Regions from separate parts of the Homo sapiens genome. Here region 1 is linked to region 2. A link is an interaction called in ENCODE POLR2A ChIA-PET data of the cell type or tissue named here. Cell type or tissue: endothelial cell of umbilical vein. All regions are shown on one strand.

Region 1 (2,500 bases), 110 kb before region 2:
CCTCCGAGAGGGGAGCCTAGAGATAGCATAGTTTCATGCTAATCAGAATAAACAAAGGGGAATGAGGCCAATTCACAGTTGATAAATTTTGAGGAAAAGGAAAAACCTCTTTAGCTGATAATACCACTAAAGAGTTGATTAGCCCCTAAATTACTCGGCAGTGTCTCTGCAGACTTGGTCCTGCAGCCCGCTTCCCTCTGAGAGACTCTGTAAACTCCTCAGTGCAATCTTCTCTTAGAAGCAAAATCTGAACTATATGATCAAGGAGAAAGAGAAGCTCTCCTTCCTCCCTAGGCAATAGCAACATTGGAGTAGGGGGTTCTTTGGGGGAAAGTAACGAAGAGAGGAGCCATCTGTACTGTGGTTTTGAGAGGATTAATGCTGCCATGTCTATAAAGCACACAGTTAAGAGGAGTCAGAGGCAACAAGGTATTATTAAGCAGGAAAAGCTGTGAAGGCTACGGGCCACCTAAATCTATCCGGAGCAGGAAGGAAAGGCTTTAGCTCAGAATTTGTGGCTCAAGTTTCTTGACTGTCCAAGTTAAGAGAAAACAGTGAACAGTCTGCTAGAAACTAAAGGAGAGAATTGCAGCACCTTGTCGGAAGGATAAGACACAAGTAACATTTGCTTTGAGAATGACTGTCGGCCCAGGCTTGCTTGTATGTGTGTCTCTGTGTGTGTGTGTGAGTGTGTGTGTTTTGGGTTGGAAGGGAGGTTGAGGGGTTGGTTCTGGTCGCTCTGTTTCCTACAGAATAGTAGTTGAGGCCCTCTATAGGTATAGAAAGGCAAAGGCTATTCAATCTTCTCTGACAACCTTCTATGAAGTTCACTTAGTCAAGATGAGCACTTTTGAAAGCAAAGAAGGGAAACTGGATAATAATAGCTGCTACTTAGAGCAGGCTCTGTGCCTGGCAATATGCTACACACTTCACATGCATCTTCTCACTTAATCCTTTCAAAAACTCTTTTATTCCTATTTTATAGATGCGGCAATTGAGGTTAAAGTGATTACAGATTTTGTCTGAGGTCACATGATTACTACATGGTTCAGTGAAGATGTGTCTGCTCCAAAACCTACACTCTAGCCAGTGCTTTATCATCCATGTGCACAGTCTCAAAAAGAGCAGAGAGAATGGTTGGGGCTGGTGGAGTGGCAGGGAAACACAACCTAACACACGTGGCAAGTGTCCACAGAGGCCCGGATAGGAACTACAGCCCTCCTAAAAATGCAGCGCTAAAGCTATGTCAAAACTGAACAGCTGGCTGGGTGCGGTGGCTCACGCCTGTAATCCCAGCACTTTGGAGGCCGAGGTGGGCGGATCACCTGAGGTCGGGAGTTTGGGACCAGCCTGACCAACATGGAGAAACCCTGTCTCTCCTAAAAATACAAAATTAGCCAGGTGTGGTGGCACATGCCTGTAATCCCAGCTACTCGGGAGGCTGAGGCAGGAGAATCACTTGAACCCGGGAGGTGGAGGCTGCGGTGAGCTGAGATCGTGCCATTGCACTCCAGCCTGGGCAACAAGAGCGAAACTCTATCTCAAAAAACAAAAAACAAAACAAAACAGCTATCAGGGCCAACTATTCCATCACTGGAGAGGAAATCACCAACTCTCACTCTATTCCCTGAAATTAAAATACAGTACATGGAGGCTGAGGTCAACGGTGAAAATAATTATTCTTAACCAAGGGCTTCAACTGGGTGGAATCTCACCATCTTTTTAACCGAGTATCAAGTTAAGGATAAAACGTCACTAGAGTACAGCATCCAGGGGACTGTTCTCTGTTACTGTTTTGTTTTTTTCCATCCATGCCTTTCAACAGAAGAGGCTGGAAAATTCTTTGCATCTTTTGGAATGTCAGTTATTAAAATACTGCTTTGGAGCTCCCAATTCACAGAGCCCTAAATACTGTGGTTGAGGAGAAGAGTCACCTGGGGACCAGGAAAAGGAATGGAGAACAATGGACATTATGCAGTAGCTTGGTTACCTTGCCTTTTCCCTGAATGATAATAATCTTGCATTTGTTTCAGGAAAAATGGAGAGCAAAATCATTCTATCAGCACTCATACATTTTTCAATCAATCTAATCGATGGGGATCAGGTTTTTTTTTTTTTTTTTTTTTTTTGGCAACAGATATCTATGTACTCACTGTCACTTACGAACCTGTGCTCTGGCACAGACTCGTGTTCATGCTCAGTATTTCTTACCTCCTTCATTGTCCTTGCTATCTGTGCAAAGAGTCTCCATGGCTACGTCACAGCCTGCTCCTCTCCATCCAGGCTGGCACACACAATGCCAGCCATTTTGGTCCAGGGTACATCTTCCATTGCTGTTGCACAGACCAGGACAACCCTCTGTCGAGACAAAGAAGGAAAACACCAGTGATTTGAGTATTGAGTTTTTGCACCTAAAATAAACAGATAAGGGACACTTAGTGGGAACAGGCCTTTATAAACAGCACAAATACTGTAATTGCACATGGATAGAAACAGCAAC
Region 2 (2,500 bases):
GTTCAAGAGATTCTCTCACCTCAGCCTGCCAAGTAGCTGAGATTACAGGTGCCCACCACCCCGCCTGGCTAATTTTTGTATTTTTCGTAGAGACGGGGTTTCACCATGTTGGCCAGGCTGGTCTCAAACTCCTGACCTCAGGTGATCCACCCGCCTCGGCCTCCCAAAGTGCTGGGATTACAGGCGTGAGCCACCACGCCCGGCCTGCTACCTCTTGTTCTCTTGATATTGTGATAAGTGTTCTCTTGAAACTCTGAGAAGAAAATTAAGACAAATATTTTAAGTATTATTTTAGGAGCTACATATTTTGGAGGCCAATAGAAGCTTTTTCTGCGAAGGGGGTCAATAAAAGTTTAAATATTTGCTCTAAGTTAGCAATAGAAACTATTAGAAATGTTCAAGTCTGGAGCCTTACCTGCATTCAACCTGCCTTTCTCGTTTGATTTCTTATTCTTATTTATCTAAGGCATAAGAAAATTTGGACTTAAAATTAACTTTACTCTTGGAAATAAAACTTAGTGTGGTAATCACACGTCCCTCTTTGCCTGGTACAGCTATCAGTTTATGCTGCAATTCCAGGGTAACTGTTGATATGGCCCCTTCTCACTCTGCAAGTGTCCTGGCTTTAGTAATGAACTATATGGTCACCACAGAGCTTAGGCACTGAATTAAGCTTACAATAGCTTCCTCAATTATCCTCCTCTCTCTGAGACAAAGGTTTTTTTAGCCAGGGCTTGAAATAGGCCTTAAATATTAACAGCACACAGCAAATTCTTGAACTTTATATCTCCCTCTTCATGTTTCTTCCCATTCTCACAAATAAACAATATCCCTTCCTAGTCCTCTTAAGAAATACTAAGTTATAAAAGGTGCCATATTTTAAGAGACTTAGAATCCAAGTGATTTTTTACTATTCATTAGTATATAATTTAAGTTGACTTTCCCTTTTTTTTTTTTTTTTAAATAAATGATGATGGTGAAACTTTAAGAATTTCCTACCATTGGCCCAGGTCCAATTTTGAAATTTTTGTTAAGTAACCTTAGGTTCTTCATTTTTGGACCTCTTTTCCATATTCAGTAATATTCCTTTTCCCCACAGGTACCCTGTGTCTCCCCAAGCTGTCTTTAACAAAAGCATATGGCATCAGCATCAGTCAGTCAACCTTAGTCATCGAGCTACCTTCCCAGGCATATTTTACTTGAAGTTGTATCTTTAATTACGGAGGATTCCACTACTTACTACCTCACTAATGGTAGTTTATTAGTTATCAGTAAGTGGGTGGAGGTTAATTCTTCAGCTGGGAAAGGTTTCCTCTGGGGCAGGAAAGCTACCCCATATAGGATGCAGACACACGTCAGCAAGGCTGACTCAGACCCGGTGTGTGTATGACTGTTTTTACCTTCCCTACAACCATTTTAAAGAAGATAAAAAGAGAAAAAAGTATCATATCTTAGTTTAGTAAACAATATCTCTGTTTAGGTATTCTGTTTTTTTAACGACGTTAACAATTGATCTCACATTAATGCGGCTCAAGACATCTCAATATTGAAATAAAAAATGCACTAATAAAGAGGCAATTTAATATGCAATTTCATACATTAATAATTAGCAAAGCATTACTGAACTAGAAGGTAAAAAGCTATGGGAACATAACTAATGAACTATCCATGCCAAAGTAGGCTTCATAATAAAACAAGACTTTAATAAATCTTTTATTAAATGGCTACAAATGAACCGTTTTGTTAACATCTAATAGGTAACTACTAAGCTGTTTAATTCACGTATATAAATGAGGAACTTGCAGGCAATTAACTTTACAGTTGCTGAAGGACAAGGCTTCTCAATGAGAGTTACTGTACCATACCTTTAAGTGCTGCTGCTGTACTGGGCCAATTCTAAGCGTTTGCTCAGCTGCTCTGTATTCTTGTAGCAGCTATTATTACATACTGAAGCAGCTGAAGTATAAAATAAACAAAGGGCAAGCTATAGGCTCTCCAATGCCCTAAAAGTGAATAATCCAAAGTATAACAAATAGTGAGCTCAAAGAAAAGGAATTTTCAGGAAAATTGTAAGCAAGCACTTGGTATTATACATAGGGACCGATTGTTAATAGGAAATGATGACATAATAAGGAGATGCTTATGAACTGCAAAGGCATTTTTGGATCTCAGTGTGACTCTAGGAGATCTGAAAGTCACTGGAGATTATAGACCAGAAGTATTCTATTCACTGAGTGGGAATGTACAGTACACAGTCACATTGATTGTCTCCAGCAGGAGCAAATGTTAAATTCATTAGAGAAAGGAAATAAACATTTTTATGGAAGCAAGAAACTGCCTGGTGAAAAAGAATGCTTTTGAATAAATCAAAATGATAGCTATACTGAAACATATAGGACAAAGTAGAAAATCCTTTTATGCCTTTTCCAGCAATTCACATAAACTGTAAGTCTACAAATCACTGAGATTTTCAAGGGTTATTACATGCCATTTTGTAACC

What was found. ChIA-PET counts read pairs that join two places held together with the same protein. Peaks named below come from ENCODE experiments on the same cell type or tissue, not always from the same donor. Only the 100,000 strongest peaks of a DNase experiment are listed, where the experiment ranks them.
Region 1: POLR2A ChIA-PET joins it to region 2 with 7 read pairs; 2 of 35 experiments call an interaction of 5 or more read pairs at or near these places.

Annotation. Positions count from the first base shown.
Region 1 is chr4:182,713,945-182,716,444 of GRCh38, reverse strand. It overlaps TENM3 (teneurin transmembrane protein 3), which reads right to left. Exons shown (of 28, transcript NM_001080477.4): 13 at 2,212-2,358. Among named protein-coding and RNA genes, the nearest start is that of DCTD, 200 kb to the left of the region's middle. In endothelial cell of umbilical vein, no CTCF peak of the experiment used is centred here; no DNase peak of the experiment used is centred here.
Region 2 is chr4:182,603,947-182,606,446 of GRCh38, reverse strand. All of the region lies in intron 4 of TENM3 (teneurin transmembrane protein 3), which reads right to left. Among named protein-coding and RNA genes, the nearest start is that of DCTD, 310 kb to the left of the region's middle. In endothelial cell of umbilical vein, no CTCF peak of the experiment used is centred here; DNase peaks (open chromatin) are centred at 1,306 and 2,066; H3K27ac peaks cover 2,416 bases.